Linked DNA regions of Homo sapiens: region 2 is linked to region 1. A link is an interaction called in ENCODE POLR2A ChIA-PET data of the cell type or tissue named here. Cell type or tissue: OCI-LY7. All regions are shown on one strand. Links, peaks and the distances in the headings refer to the core of each region. The heading gives the core; the rest is flanking DNA.

Region 1 (16,288 bases), core at 5,288-10,287:
TCTATAGCCTTTACTAGCAGAGAAGACCCTTGCCCTTAGAACCTCCCATCCTGTCTTTACCAATACACTAGAGGTCTATTTAACTTTGAGTGGAAGGGATTATTTTTTCATCCTGAATGTTCTAATTGGACTAGGAGTCAAAAGATCTGGATTTTCCTCTTCCAAAATCTGGTAGTTATGAGTTGTGTAACTTTGGATCAAGTCTGGCATTCAATTTCCTCATCTGTAAAAATGGCAATGGATTTGATGACATAAGTCAGGCATTTTTTAAAGACATTAATTTCCTTGTATAATTGTGTGGAAGGGACCTGATGATATTAAAAGACTCTTCCATTGCTGTCTCCTAGAGAACAGCCAAGTACTGCTGCAGAAAATCACCCAACAGGCCATGGTCCCCAACCTCAAATGAGCACTCAACACTGCCCAGCAATCCGGCTTTTTTTCTCCAAGTAGCTAATTCTTTCATTGCCATTGTAAGCCATTTAAACTCTTCACCACTCTCAAAAATCACTCCTATACCCTGCACTTCTCCTTCTACTGTTAGAACATGATGTTACTTTTTACTTCACAGAGAAAATAGAAGCCAAGAGATAGCCAGTCTCTTAATATCCCCTTAGCTAAATGCATAAACTTGTCTGCATTCCATCTTCCTTCCTTCCTGTTACAGAGAGGAGGGCCTTACTTTTGCTTTAGGCAATTCTCCCAATGTGCTTTGAGGGTCATCCTATCCACCTTCTTAGGAACTTGACACCACTCCTTTTACCTCTACTCTCTTCTAATGGGTCCTTGCCAACAACTGCTAACCTAGTTCCAGCTTCTTTTATTAACAAAATAAAACATTGAACCCAGAGGATTGCTGGTATTTCCAGTTACTGACTAAAGAATAGCTGCCATTGGGCAAGGGTTGAATCACAGTTTATAATTCATTTTGTTGGCCAGCTTTGCCATTAGCTTATTCTTGATTATTATCTTTTTACAATTTGAAAGTATTTGTATTAATTAAAATTTCATGCATTGTACTTTCTTCATACTTTTATGTTTCATTCTTTCATATTCACACTCAGTGTCATATTTGTGTGATGATTTGATTATTCTTTGTCTTTGCCACTAGATTGTAAGTTCACTGAGAACAGGTTCTGTGTCTGTATCCCCAGAGCACCTAATAAAAACTCAGTAAATATTTGTTAGAAAAAATGAATGAAGGAGGCCAGGCGCAGTGGCTCACGCCTGTAATCCCAGCACTTTGGGAGGCCAAGGTGGGAGAATCACAAGGTTAGGAGTTTGAGACCAGCCTGATCAACATGGTGAAACCCCATCTCTACTAAAAATATAAAAATTAGCTGGGCATGGTGGCACGAGCCTTTAAACCCAGCTACTCAGGAGGTTAAGGCAGGAGAATTGGTTGAACCCGGGAGGCAGTCGCAATGAGCCAAGATCGTGCCACTGCACTCCAGCCTGGGCAACAGAGTGAGACTCCATCTCAGAAAAAAAGAAAAGAAAACAAAAATGAAGGAATGGAATTCTATGAGACAGAACAAGCAAAGGACTAAATATCAGTTTGTTTAAAATTAGGCTGGTTTATAGATGTTAAATATTTTTAAATGCATTGTACGTTATGATAACCAACAATGAGCATGAAATTTTTTGATGTTTTTATTCAGGCCATGGAAGCAGGTCTCTCAGAGGTAAAAAGTGAGTTACAGTCACGTGATGATCTCTTGAGAATTATAGAAATGGAACGATTGCAATTACACAGAGAATTATTAAAAATAGGAGAGTGCCAAAATGCTCAAGGAAATAAAACAAGGTATAATCTTTATATTTGACAATCTGAGAGAACTGTTCAAAACATGATGTTTGAATGTTTTTAAGAGTTTTATATTTGAAATGAGAATATAAAGTCTATTTTGTATTAACATGTTAATTAGTGGGTAATATTAAATATTAAAAATAAAATTTATGGTTATTTCATTTTCAAAATTAACATCTTCACTTACCTAGAAAATTATATCATGTCCTGATTTATGGATATTTCTGTCACACTGAGTCAGACCTGGTGGCTCCTAGCACTTTGGAAGGCCGAGGTGGGAGGACAATTTGAGCCCAGGATTTCAAGACAAGCCTTAGGCAACATAGTGAGACCCTGACTCTTCAAAAAAATTTTTTATTACCTGGGCATGGGGGCACACACCTGTAGTCCCATCTACTTGGGAGGCTGAGCTGGGAGGGTCGCTTGAGCCTGGAAGGTCAAGGTTGCAGTGAGCTGTGATCGTGCCACTGTACACCAGCCTGGGCAACAGAGATCCTGTTTCAAAAAAAAAAAAGATATTATACAAAAATAGTATAGAACTGGTATTCAATTATGTATACTCAGAGAAATAAGATTTATTCTATATTTTTAAATGCCTTTGTTTTGATTGCCTATACCTGATGTCAACATTTTCACTTGTACATATTGTATTTATTTTGGCCACCAAACTCGCCATCTTGTCTGTTCCATTGAGGGTTCTTCTTAAAACAGATTTTTTTTTCTCTTTTAAAATCAGACAGATATTGTATATTCCATAAACACAAAGGAAATCAGACAGATATTGTATATTCCATAAACACAAACAAAATGGGACTGCTGAGGATTGTTAAATGTTTGTGTGTGTGAATAGACAGTTTGACTGCTTTAATAGTTCATTGATGCTCTTATTCTCATAGAACTTGAATCTTTCTCAAAATCAGAAAGCTAATGCCAGATCAATGATAGGATTTTAAAAATTGAATAGCCAAATAGGGATGCTTTATTGAAAGATTGTTATATTGTTTTAAAGGCAATAATTATTTCTTCAAAGTTGTGAGACCTTCAAAGTTGTGAGACCTGCTAGCATTTCTTTGAGGTCTATGCTTAATAACAAATGGCAACTTAAGATCCCTAAAATGACCTATTTGTGTGTCTCACCAAGGATGGTGACAGAATGCCTATTAGCCAATCTGCATTATCGAATGCTCTGTATACAAGATGTATACTATCATCACTGATTACTAATCAATCTGATATTTATTACATGTAGTGCTGTTCCAGTATGGTGAGTAATGTCTTCACATGAAGAAAATATATTCCTAAAAACATAAGACATTTCACAGAAGAGCACACCAATCAACCCATGTCTAGCTCTGGCTTTGTGAAGAGCATTGTAGGTACTTTTTATGGTGCTCTTAAGACCCATGCTGAATTCCAAACAGTGCCAACAGCCCTTCAATACACTATTTGATCTAAAATCTTGCACTTATTTATATATTTGGCCAGTAAAAACTTTTTTGTTCTGCCTGTTTACCATCCTCTATTTAACTTGGCATTTATTTTGGTCTCCAGACTACAGCTTTCTTATCCTAGAATTCAGTTCTAGAATTCTGAGATTTGATGAAAAGGTATAAGTTTAACTTTTCACAACTTCCATTGTATTTTAGAATTCTTAGCCTTCATCTTTTCCACTAAAAGAGTCTAATTTTTTTAGTTTGTTCTCATATGAATGCTGTTCTATCAGCTTTATTGTTTTGGTTTATTTTATTTAGACTGTTGCTTCTTTGTAGTTGTATCAAAGTGAAATACCCCAGACTACTGATAATAGATGCATAGTAGTTTTATAAAAGTAGCATGGTAATGTTCTTATTCATTTTCAGAAACTTTCTCAATAATGCTAAGCTTTTGTTAGCTTTTTCTATTTTTTTTTAGTTGTAGAAGCACCCTGGGTTGATATGTTCTGAGAGTTATTAAACTAATTTCATACTCTTGTTCTACATGACAAATAATAGTTCCCTTATACATGTACATTAGCATTTTATATTATCATGATTACGGTTTTCTTCTATTCACTTGTCCACATTGGAGTTTGACATTTGTTTCATTCACTCACTGAATTTTGCAAGACCACCATGAGGATTTTAGCATTCAATTCAGCATTCTACTTCCTGAAATTGCTTAGGAAGAATTAAAAAATATGGAAATTTTTCACTCATTTCAAATTATAGGAAATAATGAAAACTTAAGACTGATCCTGAAATAATATTTTAGGAGAATATTGGATAAAATGGAAAATGCTCACAATATATTACTAAGTAGGAAACAAAAGGACACTGAAAAATAATGTGTATAGTATGTTCTAATTATATGGGAAGTGTATATTTCTTTGCACACATATATGCATAGGGAAAAATATATTTACCGCACATAAAAATGCTAATGATGGTTTTTCCTGAATGTTAACATTACAGCAGTATATTATACTCTGATATACTTTGTTATCCACAGTTAACATATATATTTGATAATCACAAAAAAAGCAATCTAGTCTAGATACATGTAACTCAGGGATATCACTACCAACTTAATACCTTTTATAACAGATCCTCTATTTTCAATCTTTAAATTAGCAATTTCTTTATCATTACTCATATTTGGGTTTTTTATTTGTGTGGTTGAAATTTCTGAAGGTGTGAAATCTTCTCAAAAGTTATCTGGAAACCTAAAATTGTACTCACAAGTGGATATGTTCCTCAAAACAACAGACTCCTCCAGAATAGTCAAGCCTGACTTCCAGTAGAAAGCATGCTGCTTCCCCTACCTGGTTATCTTTATTTTTGTGTTTTTGTGATTTTTATTTCACTGGTTTGTCTCATATGAAAGTGAACATTATCTGCTTAGACATCTTCAAACCTCCTGTGGGTATTATACTCTTTATACTAGTTTCTGCTTTTCTCCTCTAATATTAATATGTGGTTGCAATTCCACTTTATAAATTAAGCAGCCAAAGAATAGATGTATTTGAGTACTCTCTGGTTAGACTGTCAGAGTTAATGATGTTTTATCTCTTTTATAGAACAGTTGCTCCCCTTAGACTTCTCATGACATAGTTCCTTTCCACAATACATTAGCAAGTTGGGTGTGTTTCCTTTTTTTAAATGGGTTACCAAGCTATTTTATTATAGCATACAGTCTTTTCTTTTTTCCCAAAATCTTATCTACATATGCAATCCCAGTATTCTGCCAATTTTTAATGTATAATTGAAATTCCTTATTAATTGCTTCCTTTCTTCCATTGAAACCATTTGCACTTAAAGATGTAAATACTTATGGGATCTGAATGTATTAGAACTTGCAATTTCTGTAACTAAAAATGTTTCCAACAAAGTAATGATCTATCTCCGCAGCCTGTAATGGTCTAAATTAACAATATAATCGTTACAATTTATCAAGTTAAGCTTAATTTTAATCATTATTTTATGTTTAATTTGTAGACTTGAATCATCTTATTTGCCTTCTATTAAAGAACCAGAAAGGAAAATAAAAGAGCTGTTTTCAGTGATGCAAGATCAACCAAATCATGAAAAAGAATTGAACAAGGTATGAAAAATAATGAGCTCCATTCTTCCAGGTAGATGTGAACTCTTTACATACAAAGGGAGTTAAAAAAAAATCTTTCTTCTCACTCCCTTTGTTTTCCTTCTGTATTTTTTTGTAAGGTGATAATCTACCAAGCTGCTAATTCCGACATTTTTCTGTGTGAGACTACAAAAAACACAAACCTTAAGTTATCACTGTGCTACTGGGAGACTGCCCACGACACGTGGAGGGTGGAGGGCTGGAGGCTCCATGATAGGTGGCTTATAGCAAGAAAGTTGAGAGCACAGACTCTGGTGCTCAACCACACACGTAAGCTTGGAGAAGTTTCCTGTGCAAGATACTGAGGAGCCTCATTTCTAAGGTGGAAATAATTGGTACCTACCTCATAAGTTTGTGATGAGGATTAAATGAGTTAGCTGCTAACTAGCAGTTAACATGTGCCAGGAACTGTTCTAAGGACTTAAGAAATCCTACTTCATTTATTCCTCACAAACATCTAATGAAATAGGTCTTAATATTACCCTCCTTTTACATTTGAGGAAACTAAGGCACCAAGAAAAAGTAACTTTCTTCAACATTACACAGCTATTAAGTGGCAGAGGCCATGTTTCAATCTAGGCAATCTGGCTCCAGTATCCATACTCTTACCCTAAGGTAAAATCTATGAGATAATGCACTTAAAGTGCTTAAAATAGGATCTAGCTCAGAGGAAGTATCTAGTAAATATTGGCTCAGTAGTTATTTATTGCACCCACATTTTTTCACTGAGCACCTAACATGTGCCAGGAACTCTGCTGGAGCTAGAAATACAAGGATGAGTAAGTCCTGGGCACTGTCCTTAAAGAGCTTGTGGTTCTTTACTCTCCTACAAAGAGTATGATTCTCTCCTCCCTCTAGTACAATCCAGTAATGGCCTTCTTTCTGTGAATTTATCATAGCTATTCTCCACCTCTCTGGTCTTTAGGTTTGAGGATCAGGCAGAATATTTAATGCTATAAAATCTAAACAATTAAAAGTTAAATAAACCTGGGTGTGGCTTTGAATTATCAATTAGTGCACTGCATAGTGCTTGACACACAGTAAATTAAATACTTAGAGAATGAGTTAATATTAAGGCTAAATTTTCCCATAAATATATAGGGTCATAAATTCAGTTGTTTGTACAAATTTAACAAACATTTGTTGAGTATCTAGGAGAACTATAGCTATTCTGCTAATTTCTATAGGAAACACAATAATATGAAAGACAGGTACTGTCTGCCAAAGAGTTGACTGTCAGAGAACTAACAGAGGTTAAGTAGAGAAAAGGTGTTATGAATCAGTGATCATTTTTCATATATTTTGAACACTTTAATGCCATATAATCCCACAAAATTTATTTTGCTGACTTAAAAATATAACTTTGAAAAACTCTTTTTTACTGGTGTCCCCAGTGAATGATAAAAGATTGGTTAAAGCCACCTAAAGTATAGTTACATGATTCTTAACCTCATAGATTTAGATAAAGTAATAAAACTTTGAGTAATATAAAGAATCTACTGACTTTGCACAGTTTTGACATGGTGGGAGAGAGTATGAGGCACAGAATTCTTTATAGACCCTTGGAGGCCACTAAATACCAGAATGCTGTGCAAAAAAAAGGTAACAAATGAATTTTATATAAATAGCTTCCAAGTGGCCGGGCATGGTGGCTCACACCTGTAATTCCAGCACTTTGGGAGGCTGAGGCAGGCAGATCACCAGGTCAGGAGTTTGAGACCAGCCTGACCAACATGGTGAAACCCCGTCTCTACTAAAAATACAAAAATTAGCTGGGCGCGGTGGCAGGCGCCTGTAATCCCAGCTACTCAGGAGGCTGAGGCAGGAGAATTGCTTGAACTCGGGAGGCGGAGGTTGCAGTGAGCCGAGATTGCGCCATGGCACTCCAGCCTGGGCGACAGAGCAAGACTCTGTCTCAGGAAAAAAAAAAAAAAAGCTTCCAAGTGTTTCTGAAGAGCATTTTAATTCTTTTGTAATAAAACTAACAAGAGCTATGTATTATGAATCTTGCAAGTATTTTATTTCTTTTCCTTTTTTCCAGTCTAGAACTGTTTTAGCCATTTATTTTGTGATAACATTCACATTTTCAATAAACCAAAAGTCATTTGGAGTTCAGGTAAATTAGTTTCTTCTTTCATTAAGAAAGAAGTTTTGCAGTATAGTATGTTGTGTTAACATCTAAATATTGTGAAAATAATAAAAATAGTTTACTCCTTTTTCACAGTAGTATATTCATTTTTTTATATTTTAAAAGTTCCATTTTGGCCAGGTGCCGTGGCTCACGCCTGTAATCCCAGCACTTTGGGAGGCCAAGGTGGGCGGATCACGAGGTCAGGAGTTTGAGACCATCCTGGCCAATATGGTGAAACCCTGTCTCTACTAAAAATACAAAAATTAGCCAGGCATGGTGGTGCTCACCTGTAGTCCCAGCTACTCGGGAGGCTGAGGCAGGAGAATCACTTGAACCCGGGAGGTGGAGGTTGCAGTGAACCAAGATTGTGCCACTGCACTCCAGCCTGGGTGACAAAGCAAGACTCCATCTCAAAAAAAAAAAAAAAAAAAAAGTTCCATTTTAAGTGGAACAGGTTAAACTATGCCAAAGGGATGCGATCAGCAAAATCCATACTGGGACAAACTATAGACTGACCGTGTTATTTCATCAAATAAATTGGAAGGTAAAAACTTGGAGACAGAAGAGATTTAAAGGAGATTTGTAATATTGTCCTCCGGGTTAGGATACTTGTGCTCGTGTCTCTTAGTTTCCGCCTTGTTCTCGTTCCTGTGACTCTTTTTTAAAAAAATCTGTTAAATGATGAGGTTCGATCATGTGATTTCTAAGGTCATATCCAACTCTGAAACTCTGAATATGCTGGTAATATGAATAGAATCAGATGAAGGAAGGGTTGGTGGCATAAAGCCTGATGGTGATCACATTTGCCTCTGGACATGTGTACTTTCCATGTTAGGTCACCCCACTCTAAGTGCCATCCCCTAAAACACAGCTTTTTCTGATCTCACTCTAGGTGTCATCCCCTAAAACCCAGATTTTTCCAATCTCTCTGTAGGTGTCAACCCCTAAAACTCAGGTTTTTCCAAATGTGAACCACCTTCCACACCTTCCAGGACCCTTCCCACAGAGGTTGCAGAGCACAATAGTTCACAGGTCCTGGAATTAGACTGCCTTTCACAAGAAATGTGATGTGAAAAGTTATGCACCTTAATTTTCTAATCTGCTAAATACAGTAGTCTGCAAAATAGAGAGACATTGTGGGGATTAAATGAGATGATGCATGTAAACTACTTAGAACACACAAAAAGAGAGGCTTTAAAAAGATATATGAGCCAGTCACAATGAATGGATCATGTTTAGATACTAATTCAATTAAACTTAAACAACATTTATTATATTTTTGAGACAAGCTTAAATTTGAATACTGCCTAGATACTTGATGATATTAAGGAATTCTTAATCTTTACAGACATTGTAATAACATTCTGGCTACATTTAAAAAAAAGAGAGAGCCTTGTTCTTTTAAAGATATATACTGAAATGTTTAAAGGTGAAATGAAAAAAAAAATCCATTTTAAAAAAGTGCCCTGGAGAAAATTCATGTTTCTTTTGTGGCTAGCCTCTACTTAACTCTCCAGCCTTATTTCTCAGAGCAGCTAACTCCTAGCTACCCTAAACTCCTTTTAGTTCACTGAGTGTGCCATGCTTTCACTCACTGAGCTCTTTGCCTGGGATCCCTCCTCCTTCTCCTCCCTCCTCTTCCTCCTCCTCCTCCCTCCTCTTCCTCCTCCTCTTCCTCCTCCTCCGAGCCCTCCTCCTCCTCCTTCTTTCTCCTCCTCCTCCTCTGAGCCCTCCTCCTCCTCCTTCTACTTCTTTCTCCTCCTCCTCCTCCTTCTTCTTCTCTTCCTCCTTCTTTTTTTTTTTTTTTTTTGAGACAGGATCCTGCTGTGTCATTCAGGCTGGAATACAGTGGTGCAATCAGGGCCTACTGCAGCCTAGACCTCCTAGGCTTAAGGGATCCTCCCACCCCAGTGCCCCTTCCACCCGACTAACTGAGACTGAATGCACATGCCACCACACCCGGCTAATGTTTTTACTTTTCATAGAGCATCTATATGTTCTATTTTTTTCTATGCCTTTTTATTTTTTTTATTTTTATTTTTTGAGACAGGGTTTTGAGACAGGGTCTTGCTCTGTCACCCAGGCTGGAGTGCAGTGGCATGATCTCAGCCCACTATACTGCAACCTCTGCCCCCTGGGTTCCAGGCATCCTTCCCACCTCAGCTTCCCACACAAGCCACCACGCCCGGCTAGAGCATCTCTAATTGGCATTCATTCATCCTTCAGTTTTGGGTCTGATGACCCTTCCTCTGGGAATCCTATCCTGTCATCCCTAGGCTGGGTTAAACACACTGCCACTACATACTGCTGACACTAATTGCTACACTGTGTTGTAATCGTCTATTTTTCTGTTTCCCCAATGGACTATGATTTTTTTTTAGACGGATGATTATGTACTTTAAGTCTCAAGAATTAGAAACAGTAATGGTTTCTAGAAAGATGCTAAGAGGCTAGACAAAGACAGCAGTTGTAGGAATGGAGACAGAGGCAAGACTTAAAAGAGGTTGAAATAGAATGGACAGAATTCATTGCCTGACCAGGTTTGGGAGGACAAGGGTGGAGAGGAGTCAGAGACAATCCAGAGGTTTGTAACATGGAAGCTTAGCCAAGATTCAGAAAATAAGAGGCTTAAGTAAGGGAAGTGATGAGTTTTCATGAAGACATTGTTTGAAGTTTACTGTAATGTGATTCTGAGAAACAAATGTTTAGTTACAAACAGTACAGCCTATTTTAGTTTTAAAAAAGCACTGAATTTAAAGCCAAGAGTCCTAGATTCCAGTCCTAGCTTTGCCGATTATTAGCTTTATGACTTTGAGCAAATCATGTAACCATTTTAAAGCCAATTTTTTTCTCCATGAAAATGCTTGATAATACTTTCTTTACCTTCCTCTCAAAGTGGTTATCAAAGTAGTATCAGTCATAGGTGATGATTTGCATACAACAGAAAATAGAAGTGAGAAATGAAATGTTGGAATTGGAAGGAAAAAAGGTAATGAGTCATTATTATATGTATCTGTTTTTAATTTAGCATTGATCAGAAAAGGAGGGTGAAGTGGGCCCTGACAAAGTTTCAGAATAGAAGGACTGAACATGGCCAGTAAAATTTTAAGCTACTCTATAAATAAAAGGATTCAATAATATTTCCAGTCTCTATCTGCTGCAGATAAGAAGCCAACTCCAACAGGTGGAAGAGTACCATAACTCTGAGCAGGAAAGAATGAGGAATGAAATCTCTGACCTAACAGAAGAGCTTCATCAGAAGGAGATCACTATAGCAACTGTCACAAAGAAAGCTGCCCTTCTGGAAAAACAGTTAAAAATGGAATTAGAAATAAAAGAAAAAATGTTAGCAAAACAAAAGGTATGCAAGCAGGCAGAATAGCACTTGTCTAGGGCACATTCTTGCTCAGTGCCAATAGTAGCCTTCATTATTGACTAATGAAAACATTACATTTCTTGGTATTATTTCTGAGACTAGCTTCACAGAAATGCTTTGTGGTGTTACATAAAACCTTTCAGAGATAACACAAAGTGTCACCAACAAAAAGGACTAGGGAAATGACAGTGCAAGACAATTTCATTAAATCTCATCTTTCCATTTTCTTGTAACCTATATTCTGATCACCTCCCACAGTACACTCTAATCAAATATTTCTTCCTGAGTATGTTTTTCTGTATTTCTCTTCCATTAACATTTTTATCTTTAAAAAAAAGTCTCTATTCCAGCTCTTCTTCAACACTTCCTACCCCTCCCCCACACTTCATGTATTTCTTTCAGGCTTTTTACAAATGGATGTTGAAACATGAAAATTAGTTCATATTTACTGAACATGCAGTCAATGCACAGCATGGTACGTGAGGAAAAACAGCAATTGTAACATTCTTCTGTTAAAATACTACAAGTAACTTCTACATCCTTCCTTTCCTTCCTGCCTATTTATTTTTTAAATTCCCTCCATCCCTTACTCATGATCAAATGGATGGCCTACTATTGAGAGCACAGGGTTTATCTGCTTTTTTACCCCAAATCTAAAGGTTTTGAGAGCATCATTTAATAATTTTCTAGGCATATGAGGGTCACTTCACAAATAACATGACTAAAATCGTGAATTATGAAAACAGAAAAGATTTAGCCTTTGCCCAGTTGTAAGCCTTAAACCGTGATTTATTGTTGCAGTACACAGGAAAACAGCACAGATGGGATAATCTCTTTGGTTGTACCTGTATAGGCAGGGATATTTTACAGGTGTTAACAGTGATCTGGCTAGTTGGATTATGAATAATTTTTATTTTCACCTTTATATTTTTGTACGTTTTCTAGGTTTTGTCAATGAGCATAAATTGGTAATTTACAAAATTAAATCTTTTTAAGGCACGTGTTTTATACAGAAATGAGTCCTAGAGAAGTAAAAGGACAGATACCATATCCAAGTCCTGTCAAGTAGAATAAATCAGGGAAAGATAAAATAAATTGAGAGACAAAATGAAGTAGTCACTAAAAAAGATGGAATTTTGGCAGAAATATCAGAACAAAATTAAACATGAAAGTTATGTATTGCCTATTGTAAAAATTAATCAGGTGTTGAATAAATTTAATGGACAGTTACTCAAACATGCTTTTAACATGTGCTTTTTCTGGTGACAATTTGCATACAATAGAAAATAGAAACCAGAAATGGAATTTTGGGATTGTAGGACAAAACTAAATGAATCATTATTGAAAGTATATGCTTGTAGTTTAGCATTGATCAGAAAAAGACGTAAAGTGGTGCCTGCCAAAGACAGGAGAACTAAATAAGAATACCTGAATGTTATTGGTCGTACCGAAGAAGTGTTTCCCTTCATTACACTTAGAAAATATTTGTATTCACAAGACAAAATTTTAATAGAATTATGAGTTTTTATTATGAATTTTACATTTGCCTTTTATCTGCTAATTTCAGGTCTCAGATATGAAATATAAAGCTGTCAGAACTGAAAACACACATCTAAAAGGAATGATGGGAGATTTAGACCCCGGAGAATACATGGTAATATGCTGACATCATTCAATAAATTGAACAAAGAGATTACTGAATTGGTCACGATTAACCTAGACATCATTTATTGAGCACTTGCTGTGTGTTAGACATGAAGGAGTTGGGTGGTAAATTATCTTGTGCTTCAGTTGAGGTTACTTTTATCCTCAGGCTAGAACATTGGAATGTCTGGTTTTCTCCCTTGTTCTTTGGTTGGATTGGGCTCAATTCTGATCATTTCCCTCAAATATGCCAAGCATGCTATTTCCTTGCTTTTCTTCTTGCTGTTGCCTTTGAAATCCTACATCCTATGTGGCCTGATTCAAGTGCCAATCTTCCCCTCAACGAAGCCACCCCTGAAACCCCAGTCAGAATGAATGCCACATTTAGTTCGTATTTTGTTCTGACTTGTTTTGTTGCTTGTCACTTTCCCAGTGGATGGCAAGCAGAGAACCATGTCTTATTGGTGTTTGTTTCACCAGTACCTCACATCTCAGGCATAAAGTAAGTGTTCAATGAGTGTTGGTTGATTTAAAAGAGGGAGAAATAAATGAATTATTCAGGATAAGGACTACTGGTTTTAACCAATGGCTCTATAGGTTTACACAAAGGAACTTAAACAGGCTCTGTGCATCCCCTTTCAATTGTTTAATGTAACAATAGAAAATTGATTTTATATGAGAATTTTTATTTATTGAATGAATGAAATATCATTGTTAACTTGTTTATCATTTATTTGCTCTGAGAAAATTCTAAAATAATTTTCTACCATATGAGGAATGGAAATGATAAGAGATGAATATGTTAATTACTTAATTAGGCCTCAGTTTCCTTAGCTATAAAATGAGGGAGTTGAATTAGACATTCTCCATTGGCCCTCCTTAAGCTATGATACTATATTTCTGTGATATTATATACTTGTTCTCATAATGGTCCATATTCTAGCATCAAAAGAGTGCAAACATTCTGGAAGCATTCTGTCTTCTTCTTTGGGCATGGTTAATGGATCCTGTGATTGGAGTACAGATGGATAAAAAGTAAGGCATAAGTGATTTTCCTATTTGTTACATTAAAAAAACTGTGTGTCATCTATGACATTTTTATTTCTAAATGCTGAACACACAAAAAGTTAAATCAGATCCTGCCTCCGTGAGTGCTTTTTTCACTCACAAAATGGTATTTGTATTTTTTTTACATTTCAATTTGAATGTTTTTAAGTGTATATTCTGGGTCGTCACAGCCCCCACTGAGCCTGCCTAATTCTGGCTCCTTTAGGTGTTTGACTTTGTTCACCTTTTTGTGTTTTTAAGAAATAGCAGACACAGAGATGTATAAAGAAGCTAATGATCCACAACCCTATCCCAATCCAAAGCTATCCAGTGCTAACGAATTAGTGTTTGTTGTAGCATTCTGTAACTTTTTGCTTGCATATGCACACATAAGGAGGAGATGGGTTGAATGTTCTTTTACAGAAATAAATGTATAATATATACATTATTCCAAAACTGCCTTTTGACAGTCCATGAACACCTCTACAAATCAGTAGATGAACATCCCTTTATTTTTCCTAATTTCTTAGAAAAAATATATGAGCATATAAGATATACATAATTTTTTATAAATTTAATCATAACTTACATAAGGGCAATTTTAGTGCAGTCACTTTGTTGTTGCTGCTTGCTTTACTCCTCCCTCTTTCCTCCACTCATCTACCCGCATTATACCCCCTCCTCTAGATGATACATGTTAACTACTTGGTATGTATTATTTTAAACTTTTTCAGATATATATACATATAGTCATATAGTACCTATTTGGGGATTTTATCATCTTTTTAAAGTTGAATCATAACACGTACTTCTCTGTGTCCTGTTTTTGTTCACTCAACAGTATCCCTTGGAATCTTTCCAAGGTAACTAATTTAAGCCTATTTTATTTTTATAATAGCTTGATAATATTCCATGGTGTGTATCAAAATTTATTAAACTATTTTTATACTTATTTCAAGGATAATTTATTCCACTCTGTTTCCAGAGTTTTGCCCGAATGAACAGTACTGTAAGAAAAATCCTTATACTTACACCTTGGAATAGCTTCCTAGGAGTAAAATTGCTAATTCAAAGGATATGTGTGTTTTAATTTTAATAGCTATTGTTAAATCATATGTCTACCATCTTTGTATGAGTACCTTTTAAAATTTCATTCTTGTAGGCATAGGTGTTATAGGTCTTTTTAATTTTTGTCATTCTGATGGTTATAAAGTAATTTCTCAATAGCTCTTTAATTTGCATTTCCCTGAGTACCAGGTGAACATATTTTTGTATATTCATTGACAATGTGTACCAATATCAATTAGATATATCCTTTGCCCATTTTTCTTTTGGCTTATTTGTCTTTTTCATGTCAAATTTTTTTTTTTTTTTTTGAGATGGAGTCTCACTCTGTCACCCAGGCTGGAGTGCAGCGGCATGATCTTGGCTCACTGCAGCCTCCACCTCCCGGGTTCAAGCAATTCTCCTGCCTCAGCCTCCCAAGCAGCTGGGATTACAGGCACATGCCACCATGTCCAGCTAATTTTTATATATTTTTAGTAGAGATGGGGTTTAGCCATGTTGGCCAGGTTGGTCTTGAACTCCTGACCTCAAGTGATCCACCAGCCTTGGCCTCCCAAAGTGCTGGGATTACAGGTGTGAGCCACCCCGTCCACCCTCATGTCAATTTTTAACAATGCTTTTCCAAATCTGTTGTTTGTAACTTTGTTTATGACTTTTTTTGGCCATGCAAAATGCTTTAAACTTCTACTTGATCTCTTTGTTTATAGCTTCTGAGTTTCCTTCCTTGACTAACAGGGTCTTCTTGTTACATATATATATATATTTCTTCTAAATATATATAGCTTCAGTTTTTTTTCAAAGATTATTATATCTTTCATCCAAGTCTTTAATCCATTTATTTTGCGTGGGATATAAAATGGAAACCAAATTTAAATTTTTATGTAAACATTAAGCTCAGTTTATTTAGTTTCTCCTAGTAATTTCCTGTTGGATCCTATTTGGAATTGAAGTAAGTTTATAGATTAACTTTGATTTGGCATTTTCATTATAGTAAATTTTTCCATCCAAGAATGGCTTTCCATTTCTTCATATTTTATGTTTTTCAAAAAGATCTTACCATTTTCTTTGTACAGGTTATGTCCTTTTCTTTTAAAATGTATTCCTAGGTGTTTTTTAAGGATGAGTTTGCTGTTAAAATAAAAAAATAAAAAATAAAATAAATAACAAAATTTATTCCCAAGTGTTTTGCAATTTTTAGTACTGTTATGAATAAAATATTTTCCTTTTTTCAATATCTTGGAACTTATTGTTAATATAGAAAAAATACAAATTATCTTATTAATTTAAGTAGGCTTTTTACTAGAGGTTTCTTAGGCTTTTCTGAGATACAAAATCATATCAACAAAAATAGATAGTCTTATCTCTTTTCCATGGCTCATAGTAGGTTTTTTTTCTTTTTGATCATATACCATTTGCTAAAAACTCCAAGAAAATGTTAAATAATTATAGTGCTTGCTGGAAAGTTTTCTAGTTTTTGATTTTAAATGATGTGGTTTTAGAGTTTTCCTGTTTCATATATTTGTTCTTAATTTATGGTCTTAGTTATATCTTTTTCTATTTTACTTAGAGTTGTTATTAAGAATTGCTGCTGGTTTTA
Region 2 (13,802 bases), core at 5,123-10,122, 130 kb after region 1:
TTTATTTAGAAGTTTGGTGATATTTCTGTGCCAGAAATATGCAATAGGAATTTAACTCTTGTTTACATCAATTAGCCTTCATAAAATTGGTTTCATTATACATGGTTTCACTTCAAGTCATAGTTTCCAAGAACCCATGTATGAGGTTAAATGAGGACTTAGTGTACAGTCACGCACCACATAATGATGTTCTGGTGAACAAAGGACTGCATATATGACAGCAGTCCTCTAAGATTATAATGAAGCTGAAAACGTCCTATTGTCCAATGATGTCATGGCCATCATAAAACCGTAGCACAAAGCATTACTCCGTGTTTGTGGTGATGCTGGCATAAGCATACCTACTGCACTGCCACATAAAGAGTGTACAATGATGTCCCAGGCCTTCACATTCACTCACCACTCAGCCACTGACTCACCCAAAGCAGTTTCCAGTCCTGCAAGCTCCATTCATGGCAAGTACCCTATACAGGTATATATTTTTCAAATCTTTTATACTATATTTTTATTGTACCTTTTATATGTTTAGATACACAAATGCTTACCATTGTGTTATAACTGCCTACAGTATCCAGTATAGCAACATGCTGTAAAGGTTTGTAGCCTAGGAGCAATAGGCTATAGACACATTGTCTAGGTGTGTAGTAGGCCATACCATCTAGGTTTGTGTAAGCACACTCTACAATATTCACACAACAAAACTGCCTAATGATGCATTTCTCAGGATGTGTCCCTGTCATTAAGTGAGGCATTGACCGTATATCTTGGTGGCTCCAGTAAGTGCTGTGAAAGGGTACTACAATACAATACAGGGCAATACAGAGTACTATGGGAGCAGGTCATGAAGGGGCCTAACTAAGTCTGAAAGGCCAAAGGCAAAGGCCCTGAGGTGTTTCAAAGCCTGGCACATCTAGAAGCTGAAAGGCAGTGGGGCAAGAGGATGGTCGGCAGGCCCGAGAGGTGTGGGGAAACCAGATTACACAGGGCCTTATGACCAGACTTTATACTATCCTAAGAGCATGGGACCCATCAATAGTGAAGAATCATCCAACTTGCATTTTATAAGCCTATTGTGGCTGCAGTGTGGGGGCTGGAACACTAATATTCTCTGTGACCCTGGGCCAGCTTCTCAAATTCTCTGAGTTTCAGTTCCCTCTTTTGTAAAATAAGGATAAGCATAATGGTACCTACTATACAGGTTGTTGTGGGAGATAAATAAGTCAATATATGTGAAGACCTTAGCAATGTTAGCCTTTTTTTGTATGTGAAACTATTATACACAAACACAAGTTTGACAAAATAAAACTCAAACTTAAACTACATGTAATTTACTCTAATGTCTCCCATTCTACTATTTTTTTATTTTGTTAAATGATGGGGGGGAACCCCTAAATTAATTTCAGAATGAGGTAACATAGGTCATGACCTGCAGCTGGAGATGGGTTAGACTTGGGTGATAGCAATGGAAGAGAGGGCAATAGAGGTGCCAGGACTTGGTGGATGATCAGATAGAGGTGATGAGGGAGACGGAGGTATCAAAGATGCTCTCAAGCCTCTGGATTGATGACAGTGCCAATTTTGAGATGGAGGGCCCAGGAGGAAGAGCAGGTTTGTCTGTGAGAGGAAGGAAGACTGGACTCCTCAGTGGAAGAGGATTTGGGTGGAGGTGACAAAAGGAATCTTCACTTATACACTTTCCCAACCAAGATACTATATAGAGAGATTTCACATCAGAATCGTAGTTATTAATAAGGAATGCATTTTCCCAGACTGCTCCGTGAGGGGGACAGCCTTTCTGAACCAAGCACAGCAGTAAGTGACTGAGGGAGGACTCTGGGATGTGGGGCTCCCGCCAAATGTCTTTCCTTATCTGACCAACATAAAGCACTAATCACATTTAATTAGAGTCCATTTGCCCATCTGTTTCCTCTACTAACCAAGCTGCTTCAGGGCAGGGACCACCTGGTTTCATCAATCTCTTTATTCCCCAGACCTCCTTTGCATACTGCCCTGCATGCTGCCTGTCGTAGGTGCTCAACAAGCATCTGCTGAATGAATGGTCATGATTCCACATGATGGAACTCCTGAGAAGGCCATTTCCAGTGCAGAAAATTAAAGTGGGGAAAATGGAAGGAGGGATACAGAATCTGTTAGGAGAATTCTGATCACTGAGGGCTATAGGCCAGTGGTTCATGGCAAAAATTAGTCTACAAAGAAAATGCTAAACTCTGGAATGGGCAATTGGCATGGGTCATCAATATAATGATCAGAAACATTAAGCAGATCTGGGAAGGAATCAGGAAGACAAAGGAAAAATAAAACAGGATGAGGCTATATATATATATATATATATATATATATATATATATATATATATATAAAATTTGGTCTCTTCCAAAGATCACCCTAAGTGTGTAATTCCTGACATCAATTCCCTCGCTATATTTTTCCATCAGCTCTACACCTCCAAGAAGCCTCCCCATTTCCAATCCTCTGCCACCCTCCAAACCCCAGCTGCCTCACGTATTACTTTTTTCCATACGTACATGATTTATTTCCCTAATAAACAAACAGGAATGGTGTTACATAACTTCTTATCCACTCCACTGCTACCCCTTGCACAGAGGAGGCACTCAATAGTATATTCAATTAATAGCTGATTAAATGATTTCGGCATTCACATTTTCTAGCCTCATTCCCTTTAGTTGCAAATGGTTTACTGAAGGTATCGTTTTTAATAGTAACAGCTGCATTTGTTCAGCATCTACCACATACCAGACATAGCTAAGGACTTTAAACACATCGTCTCCTATAATCCTCCATCTGCAGGGTTGGGGTAATTATCCCCATTTTACAGACTTCAAGATTGAGGCTCAAAGAGACAACATAGTTAGATAAGTGGCATTCAACACTGGCATTCAAACCCAAGGCTACTTAACTCCAAGGCCAAATAAATGCACCATTACTCTAAAATTTTGGCACCATTATCCCTGGCACAGAAACACGAAGAAAAGCTCATCTGACCTGGAGGCAATACTCTCTGCTCCCCAAAATATAATTAAAACTCAACTCAGAGAAAGCTTTTTTTTAGGTTTGGAAAGGCCATAATTTATCAAGAGCCATTCATTCATTTCCTACAAATACACAGGTCAGGTCAAGCAACTCTGTGATTTTAAAAAGTGGAGCGCGTTATTGGCACCATTTGTTTCTGAAAGAATTTTAACGAGAAAACCAATGATGTGCAGAACAATCAGATCATTAGTGACAGGTAGTTAGTAAAATAATCACAAAATGCTAAAGCCTCCACTTCTTCTATGCTACAGTCCCCCCAAGCTTCCATGTTCATTATTTTATTGGATCATCTCTGTAACTGTGAGGTAATTACTTGTATATCACTGTATACATGAGGAAAAAATTAGAGTAAGGGAAGTTCAATGAGTTAACGAAGGTCATGTCTGTTACTCAGGACCCTTGGTTATAAGTAACAAAACAAAACACCTTGGCAAAAGAAAATTTGAAATAAGGAAGAGAGGCCAGACAGGAGGGAATTTCCAGGCGAATACACTCCCTTCTCTGCTTCTCTCTGCCTACAAGTTCCTCCTACTCCAAGCCAGCTGCAGCAAGCCAGCTTTCTCCTCCAGACAGGAAACCAGGGTCACTGCAGCTTCACGTTCCCATTTCTCTGGCTCCACCACCCCAGAAGAAAAGGCTCTTGGGCCTCAAGTTCAAAATTCCAGGGAGATGGGCTTGAACAAATGTGCACTACACCACTGTACGTCTCCCCAGCCCTATCTATGCTGGGCGGATTGGCAGCAACACAACAGCAGCTCTGTCCAAAGACACCTATCCATCAAATCCTCTCCCCTCTCCAGTCTGACCCCCTTTTAATAGCTTTGACCTGGCAAGGGGTCCAAATGCAGTAAAACTGGTTCTGTTTTTCCTTTGTAATTTCTACACAGGAGGCTGCTTCACATTCATTTGGGGCAGGGAAAGGCCCCATCTTAACATCCTATTACATGGCTGCAATTACTGCCTTGGATTTTCTTGAGGCATTCCGGTTCTCATAATAAATTATCCCTTTTACTAAAAAAGATTTTTTAATTACAAAAATTAATTATAATTAAAATTGTACCAAGACCAAGAACACAGGAGACCAAGAACCATGCTTGGCAGGTCCCGGTAATGGGTAAGGGAGAAGTAACACCCCTGAAGAAGGGAGAATGCCGGTCCCAAAAGAAAGAAGGGGAGTCAGGCAGATAAAGTAAATAGAAATCCTGTAAACATAACTGCTAAGCTCTGTTCTTCAGATCCCAAGTCCAATAATCTTGCTTCTTTCTATACCACAGTTTACATTATTTGGGCACTAAATTGTGAAGTACCAACAGTAAAGAACCACCAATATATAAAAGGTGCTAATTGTGCATAATGACATTTAGCGCAAACGGAATTAGAAAAGAGAGAGATCGTCTAGGCGTGGTGGCTCATGCCTGTAATCCCAGCACTTTGGGAGGCCAAGGCGGGTGGATCACTTGAGGCCTGGAGTTCGAGACCAGCCTAGCCAACATGGTGAAACCCCATCTCTACTAAAAATACAAAAATTAGCCAGCTGTGGTGGTGCGTGCCTGTAGTCCCAGCTACCCGGGAGGCTGAGGCAGGAGAATCGCCTGAACCCAGGAGGTGAAGGTTGCTGTGAGCCGAGATCGTGCCATTGCACTCCAGCCTGGGTGACAAAGCAAGACTCTGTCAAAAAAAAGAAAAAAAAGAAAAAAAAGTAGAGAGAGAGATCTACATACCCATTTACATTCGAGTAGTATCCTAATATTAGAAATCTCTACAATTGTGTGCTAAGAAGAAACAAAAACTTCTTTACCAGTGAAAGTCAGACTAGCCTTCCCTGCCTCATAGCCCTCTGCCTTCCACCTTCCCTTAAAGCTGGATGATGGGAGCCTCTCCTTAGATCCAGGGTTTCTTTGTCCTCTACTCAGCTGGAAGGTTCACCTGGGCCCAGGTGATGATAAAGACCTTTCTTCCAAGGAAGAAAGCAGGAATCAGAAACATAAAATACATTTACAAAGGGGACCCCAGTAGCTGAGTTTCCTACAAATGCCAGAGGGCTAACAAAAGATGCCGGCACATCTCCATCGATGTGTGCTCAACACTGTCTCACAAAACCAGCTCCAGAATGAGACCACCCAAGCATGAAGCAGAGAGCTCAGGAAGGGAAGTGGGCAGGGGCTGTCACCCTACTGCTGCCTTACGACTGCCGTAATCCAATTGGTTTTTTCTTCTTTAATTTAATCAAGCACTTAATTGAGCCCTTGCTGTCTGGCAGGCACTATTCTAAGTGCTTTAGAAATATTCTTTGCTTTAGTTGGTAGAAATCAGCTCCCAATAGCATCACTGACTGCACATGGTTATGGCAACTTCTAAAAAGAAATTTAGAGAACAAGATTTTTAAAATTCTTCTCAAAGGTCTAACCCAAACCTAGATGGCTGAAATCAACTCCAATTTCTCTAGTTCCAGCACTTTGCTTCTCTCCTTGAGTCCACTTTGTTCTTCTCCTTCCACAGAACAGATAAAGGTTAATATTTATTAAGCACTTACAGTGTACCAAGCATTTTATATCCATTATCTCCGCTGATTCTCACAGCAACCCTAGAAAGTAATGCTTTTATGCTCTTTACAGAAGAAAAAACAGGCTGAAAGGGGAGGCAACTCACCAGGCCAACTTGCCCCCAGGCCAAGTGACAAGCCAAGATCCCAGCCCCAGCAGCCTGACTCCACACTCCTTCTCCTACCCGCATTGAAGTACCCTGCTAGACAGCAACTCTTGTATGGTGTCACTGGAAAAGCCATCTTTTGCAAGAACACATATGCTGCCGCTCCAAATTGTTTTTAATTGAAATGAAATGCATATAACATATATCAGACATTTTAAAGTACATAATTCACGGCATTTAGACATTCACAATGTTGTGCAACTGCCACCTCTATCTAGTTTCAAAACATTTTCATCAACCCAAAAGAAAATCAGTATCCACTTGGCAGTCGATCCACACAACCTCTTCCCTCCAGCCCCTGGAAACCATTACTTTGCTTTTTCTCTATCTATGGATTTACCTATTCTGGATAATTTGTATAAATGGAATCATATAATATGTGGCCTTTGGTGTTTGGTTTCTCTTACAAATAACATGTTCTTGCGGTTTATGCAAGTTGTGGCATACATCTGTACATCATTCCTTTTTATTGCTGAACAACATTCCATTGTACAGATATGGAGATACCACATTTTGTCTATCCATGTATCCACTGATGGACACCTGGCTGAGTTACTTCTACCTTTTGACTGTCGCTAATAGTGCTGCCATGAAGATTTGGATTCAAGGATTTAAGTCCCTGATCCAATTCTTTTGAGTATATAACTAGGATGGAGTTGCTGGGTCTTATGATCATTCTATGTTTAACTTTTTGAGGAGCCATGCCTTTTGAAATATTTTTAAAATTTGAAATTCTGCAAAGAAAAGCCAGAAGGAAACTGAAAACAAAATGCAAACCTCAATGAAATCAAAGGAGATAACCAGTCTCATCTCATTTGAATAAGTTCAAATCTGGGCAGAAGAAATCCAAACAGTACACTTCTATGTTTTTGAAAGGCTAAGAGAAAAGATATGTAATTCTACCAAATAACTAAGAAGGGGTTGCTGTATCTCCAGGATATTTTTAACAAAAAAATCACACCTAAGCCAGGGCTCCAGTAGGAGCCATGTGACTGGCTATAAGACTTTTCAACCAAAGAAAACAGTCAAGAGGACAAGCATAGGCCATTAACAGGGGCGGCCTTCTGTGATCAGAGAAGGCTGAATTCCCGCCCTGGTTCTCATTTTTAGTAAGACCACTCTTCTCTTTGGAAAGATACAAGTCTCTAATGTCAAAAAATGACAGCACTCTTTTAAAAACCATCTTGTGTCCCAACCCTTAAAAGACTATTTCTAATTAGTTCTAAACTGTCAGCACTACTTAAGAATGGCTTGCTGGAAATTTAGCCTGGGACCAAGGGAAAGATACGAAAGCATCAGAACCAACCCAGGGTGCACATATGCCCTTGTCCTGCATCTGGTGTTTCAGCATTTTTATGAGGCCTAGTCAGTAATGATCTTAACCAGGAGGACAGTGGCAAGATGGGAATGCAGAGGGACTGTAACAAAGGAGGATGCACGAGTGCCTTTAAATTACATGAAAAAAAGAAAAGTTATCTGAAGAACACAGAAAGTGAACTACAAATGACAAGACTGAGTCTTTGCATACAAGCAAGACACTGACATGACAGGAATGGCTGGCAAATCAGGTAATAGGCAAGTGACTTGGCAGCATTCACTGGGCAGGTGTTCAATTAGGCAGGAAGTGGGCTGAAAACAACTCAATTAATTCATTGTGCATGCCTGTCCAAGAGAACAAGATAAACCTAAAACATCAATGGCAGACCAGAGATTAACTCCACAGCTCCATCTTTTGCAAAAGTAGGGGCTAACAAAGATGCATGTGCAAAATATAAAACTACACCAAGATGAGCTCTGGTGAGCTCTTTAAAAGTTCGAACTAAAACCAAGGCAAAGAAGGAAACAAAGCAAGAAGGTGGCTTATTATGGATCCAGAAAAGCCATTCCTTTCTCATGAGTGGCTCTCAATGGCCAGCCTCAGATATAGGCAGTCCTCAGTACTTGGGTTGAGAAGTGTGACAGGTGCAAACACAAACATATTTAAAAAGTCAACAGCAAAGTGATGGGCTCACCCTTACTTGTAATATCCCCTATGTGTGAGGCTCTCCCAAGCTAAGACTTAACTCCAATGCCAGACCTATAGTCTGAATACACTAGAAAAAAATATAAAACCATGAGGAGTCATTTGGCAGAGCCAGAAAAAGAAAGCTACACTACGAACATAAAATCAAGCAAAGAAAAGCAAAGGTTAGCAGGGCCAACATCTGGCAGAGCCACTATAGGTCCTTACTGGAAAAGGGGACTCAAACCCTTGCAGCCCGGATGGCATCGCTCAGGCCTGATGAGAAACAAAGCATGCTGCAGGTGGGGCAGAACGTTTGTACTAGAGGCATCTGGACAACTCCCTTGTTTTAGAGAAAAGAATCCTGAAGTTTAGGAGTTCAGCAACATACCCAGGGCAACTGTTAGCAACAGCACAGCCAGGTGTATAATTCTGGGCTCCTGGAAAGACCTTCCACTAATAATACTGATGATGATAATGATGACGGTAACAACTCTTATTCACTGAAGAGTTTAGGAGCAGACATTGCATTGAGGGTTTTACATGTTACCCCGTTTAATCCTCTCAACAACTTACAAGGTAGCAATTCTCTTATTAACCCACTTTACACACAGGGTGCAGAGAGGTTAAGGCACCAAAGTCAAACACCTTGTTGGAAGCACAGGCAGGACAGGAACCTAAATCCAGCTAAAAGTTTCTGCTCTTGACCATTATACTTAACTATCCCTAAACTATATTGCTTCCAAACAAGGCAGAAAAGGCTATTTTCAACTAAAGTATAAACCAGCAAGTTTTGACCATTAGATAATTTTTCACATATACTACCTTTTCCTATCAAGATACAAAGACAATCAACACTTCGGGATATAAAGAACAAAATTATTTTGACTTTAAGGAGAAAGAAGGCTCAAAACTCTCCAGCCTGGAAAAGAGAACTGAACAGAGACCCAGACTTGCAAATTAGGGGCTAAAGCCAAAACCAAGTCTCTTTGGGATTTCTGTCCAGTGCCTTTCACCTTCAGCATGTCACGTATTTTCAAGGACTTCGTTCTAAGTGCACAGTGGTGCTGCTAGGCTCAGTGAGTGATTTCAGAAATCAGTATTTACCAAATCTTGGAGTTTCCACTAAAATTATCACTGTGTCGACACAAAACCACCAGTTTAAGCCTATACATTGCTATATTCAGTTTTAGGAAACTGTTGTTTTTGATGAAAATACAAAGCACCTGGCTTTCCTAAGAAATGTCATTTATATTCTCAGATTCCACATGCAGCCATATCTCTGGAAGATGCTGTTTTCTCTAACTGGCAAAACCAGGACATCTCTTTGTATGCACACACCTGCTCTGTTGCAACATTCACTTCCTTTCACTGCCACAGCCAAACCACAGATTAGAGCTACAAGTTTAGATCAAGATCAATAACCATCACAGATCTGCAACTCTAGAAGGGGCTCCTGCAGTGGGCCTGGCTCCAGCTGGTGCCCTGGGACCCAACATGAGTCACTTAATCTCTCTTAATCATAAAACGAAGGGCAGCAGATAATGCTTACTAACTGCTTATCAGATGCCAGGCACTGTGCTAAAGCCACTAAACTCGAGCTAACTCATCTAACTGTCATAATACCTGAGGTAGGTACCCTCATCATACCCTGCCTAAAGATGGACAAAGTCAGGCTTAAAAAAGTTACCCAAAGTCACACAACCATGACACTGCACAAACAGAATTCAAACACAGGTTTCTCAGACTTTAGACCCCAAGCTCTTAACTATCACACTCGGTGTCTTTCTGCTTTCCTCATTCATAAAGCAAGGGTAAGAATACCTGTCATTTCCTTGCAGAGACAGTATTCTGCAAATTGTCCTTAACATCATTCTGACTATTCTTCCAGTCTGAGGGGTGAACTGTTACAAATTCTCCCAGACAGACCAACCAATCAGCTAAGTACTCAGTACTGGACTAAGGATGAAGGGAACATAAAAGAGAGAACATCCCTGCCGCCAAGGACTTCGCAATCTAGCCAATACCAATCGAAGCTATAATCTCTCTCAGATATTTTGATCATTGATCCACAGTCAGAAGTGTATTTCTATTATGGCCTGGGAGGGATGCACCTACACACAGCCTTACTGTGTGTCACACATTGTTATTTTTCACTGTTCTATTTCATTTAAAAATGTATCAACCCACTAAATCAATTCTCTGACTGTGGATTGTGATTAACAGTTTGAAAAGCCCCAACTCTAGCCCCTTTTTGGCACAAACTTTAAAACAAAACAAAAACAAAATGTCAGGAAGTTCTTCCTCAGACTAGTTTAAGTTTCTTGGGCTATCGGGTTAATTGGATTTGTATCGCTGAATATGTCCTCAGGGGCAGATGCACCAGCATATCCGATCTGTGAAGGGTATAAAAAGTGGACTCCTGCAGGCCCACATTCAAATGCTGACTCTCTGGCATGTTAGCTATGTGACTTCTCCAGATCTTGGTCTATAAAACAGAAGATAATTCCACTCACCCCTCTGGCTTTTTACAAGGGACCTACCTGGTACTGGTTCTGTCTTTCTCAGCAGAGGGGCTGTGGGCATGGGAGGAAGGGAGACAAGTCTGGTCATGTGGCACGACCAGTTTACGCAACACAAGACCTGTGGTAGCCAATTCCACCCCTCGGCCTGCTACCATGTTAAGTGATTCGAAATCCTTCAAATCTTTTATGCAGGCATCCGTTGTATTCCACATGGAAGTACAATAAATAAGATGCCTAAGATATAACAGGGCATAGGCCAAGTCTCCGCCATTGTAGAGCTTGCTGTTAATCTAGGCAGGTGGCCAGGTAAACAGGTAACTGTAACTGACCGCACCAGGTGGTATAACATAAGTCTGGGAGTCTGATGAGAGAGTGTCTGATGAGAGAGTGTCTCATGCAGGGAAGTCTAGTCCTTGATCCCATTTGCAATTCCCTTAGTGTCAAAAACCACACCTTGCAAACTTCTAATTTATAACACATAAAGACTTAAAAACCACTACCACCACACTGAGGACAAGAATCCTTGTCTGTAGCCACAGCAATAAGAGGGCTATCAACTCCAGTTCTATCTCCCCTACGAGATGCTAAGTTCCTTGAGACCTGAAGTAAGAGAATTGCTCAAGATCACACAGCAAATACACAAAATTGGAAACCCCAAAGATCAAAAATTGCAGGTCACTTTGCTGGTTCCTCTGGAATTTCCCCTATACTTGTCTAGGCTCAAACATAAAAACTAATGTGGAAAGGAGAGAGAGGAGAAGGGAAAAAAGGTCTGTCACTAGGTGACCAAAAATGTAAGAGCTGGCCAAGCACGGTGGCTCATGCCTGTAATCCCAGCACTTTGGGAGGGCCGAGGTAGGAGGATTGCCTGTCCCAGCTACTCAGGAGAATTTCCTGAGCTCAGGAGATGAGCTGTGATCACGCCACTGCACTCCAGCCTGGGTTACAGAGTGAGACCCTGTCTCAAAAAAAACAAAAAGACTTACCCACTAGACGCTGATTAGGTCTTTGAAGAGGTGAGACCACGCCGGGCATAGTGGCTCACGCCTGTAATCCCAGCACTCTGGGAGGCCAAGGCAGGTGGATTGCTTGAGCTCAGGAGTTCAAGACCAGCCTGGGTAACATGGCAAAACCCTATCTCTACCAAGAATATAAAAAATTAGCTGGACATGGTGGCACATGCCTGTAGTCCCAGCTATTCCGGAGGCAGAGACAGGAGAATCGCCTGAGCCTGGGAGGCAGAGGTTGCAGTGAGCTGAGATCATGCCACCGCACTCTAGCCTGGGCAACAGAGCAAGACCCCGCAAGAAATGAGACCAGAAAACCTCAAATTTAGTTTTTTAAGTCTTTTCAAGATAATTATACAATCAGTGAAAGTGTGTGTGCTAAAAGTGCTGACACGTCCAATATGTAAATTTAAAATACCCCGCTTTCTAAAATCGTGTTTTGGCATTTCCTCATTTTTAAAAATACTGGGCATTTCTGAGAGGCTGTGTGGTTAACATGGACTTCCTTAGTTTTGGTTTCCAGTAAATGAAGCATATATCAGCACCCCATTCCAAAACCAAAAGAATGAGAAAACCTTGGAAAGATTCTAGCTGAAACAGGGTTTTTAAGCTTCATCCTCTCCTTCTTGTTTTGGGGGAGGAAGTGTGCAGGGAAGATCAGTTACTAATGCCCTTCAGGGGAGGGGAGTTTCTCAGGCCTCAACCTCTGTAGCTGAGATCTGTATTTTCTTCAAGCCATCCTGGTTGAAAAATAAAAACAAGCGATTACAACACATTGAGCCTGGGTGATCTCACATACACTATCTCATATATATCTTACCACAGCCTCTTTTAGATTGTACTATCATCACCAATTTATAGGACACAGACTCAGAAAGGTTCAGTAACCAGCTCAGGCTCACAAAGCCAGGAAACGGCCGGGAGGGAACCTAGGATGGGACCACACATTCCTGAGGGAGAAGAGAACCCTACTGTGTACACGATCCCCAGGGCATTTGAAGAGGGCATTCTTTCACTTTCGGAATACAAGCTGATTTTAAACAGGCATCTTCTCGGTTGTGTTTTATGAAACTTACAGGGGAAGCTATGGTATAGAAGTATGCTACCTAAGAGTGACTTCCCTTAAGAATCCCCATCTGTAAAATGGAGATGATGACGACCACTCCCTGGGAGCACTGGACAAGACTTTCTGGGCAAAGTCCTGAAAACTCTGACACTCCACAAACACAAATGACCTGGAGCAGCAGCATTACTGCCAGGCCCCTGGAAGTAGCTTATGGGGACAAACTGAAGAGAAAGGCAAAACACACACTCCCCGCTACAAAAGTGCTTAGTCCTCCAAAATGCAGGGAAGGCACGGAGTACTGATGATGAGGAATGGTGGGTCAACAGCCAGTGCACACAGAGGAGGTGGTGCATCCAATGCGTTCCCCACCTATGTTAACTCACAGATCTCGCCTGCTCACTGCACTCATCCAAGGTCTTGGGCAAGGACCCACAGAAAAATAGTGAAACAGGAAAAAAATCCAACAAAGGGTATAAACTCAGAATTCTGTGATCCAGTCACACCAGAGTGACATCATAAAACATAACTCCAGTTCCACAAAGACAGATGCTTCCCTGGGCTGGGCGGCCCACATCCCCAACACCCACAGCTGGCCTCTACTCAGAGGAAGGTTGCACTCAACCCACAATGGGCCAAGGAGCCACTACTGTACTGCCACTCCCAGCTGTGGTCAGAATACCCTCTCCCAGGGCTCCTGCTGCCACTTCCAGCTGTGGCCAGAACACCTCCCAGGGCTCCTGAGACCACTGTGCTATGCAGCAAAAGGCCACACTCTGATCAGAAGATCTTACGTTTGAATCTCAAGCACTGCTACTTACACACTGGGTCTGTCAGCAAATTACTGCCCCACTGATTCTCAGGTCTTTTCCTCTGTAAAATGGAGAAAATAATAACCACTTTCTGAGCTTGTTGTGAGGATTAAATGAGATAATCTGCATAAAAGGCAAGGCACACAGCAACTGAAGCTATTATCCAACTTGAAGCAGAGGCCAGCTAATATTGGGTAAAAATTAAATTTGATTCCTTGAAAGAAAAAAGTTCCATAGAGTTAGTGAGGATCAGCAATTTTCAGAAAATTTAAGGAAGTGAGGTGGAAAAATTCCACTCCCCCCATTCCTAAAGGGTTTTGAAGCCCACCCACTCCTGGCTCTCCTGCAGGAATAGAGAACTGCAGTGTCTCCAGACTCTTCCCACTTTATAAATACACCCTACGACCAACCAGAGAGTGCTTGCTGCCAAACTCCTGGGCAAACGCGACCAACAGGATTGGATCCGGAAATTAGATGTCCAAGCAGCCCAGTCATACTCAATTCAAAATAGATATCTGTGACCTACTTAGTCTTCGAGTACCATTCTCAAAGCCAAAAAACAAGACAGGGCCACTGACTTCAGCAGAGCCCTGCATGGGCCCCTGCTTTCCT

Evidence for each region. ChIA-PET counts read pairs that join two places held together with the same protein. Peaks named below come from ENCODE experiments on the same cell type or tissue, not always from the same donor. Only the 100,000 strongest peaks of a DNase experiment are listed, where the experiment ranks them.
Region 2: POLR2A ChIA-PET joins it to region 1 with 5 read pairs; 3 of 35 experiments call an interaction of 5 or more read pairs at or near these places.

What each region holds. Positions count from the first base shown.
Region 1 is chr11:93,383,737-93,400,024 of GRCh38, forward strand. It overlaps DEUP1 (deuterosome assembly protein 1), which reads left to right. Exons shown (of 14, transcript NM_181645.4): 8 at 1,662-1,807; 9 at 5,284-5,389; 10 at 10,723-10,920; 11 at 12,503-12,589. Among named protein-coding and RNA genes, the nearest start is that of DEUP1, 61 kb to the left of the region's middle. RefSeq lists an enhancer at 14,931-15,432. In OCI-LY7, for the core only: no CTCF peak of the experiment used is centred there; no DNase peak of the experiment used is centred there.
Region 2 is chr11:93,512,043-93,525,844 of GRCh38, forward strand. The region is part of intron 1 of SMCO4 (single-pass membrane protein with coiled-coil domains 4); the gene reads right to left. Among named protein-coding and RNA genes, the nearest start is that of SMCO4, 24 kb to the right of the region's middle. RefSeq lists enhancers at 24-83, 794-843, 12,058-12,157. In OCI-LY7, for the core only: no CTCF peak of the experiment used is centred there; DNase peaks (open chromatin) are centred at 5,219, 7,379 and 9,149; H3K4me3 peaks cover 1,792 bases; H3K27ac peaks cover 3,519 bases.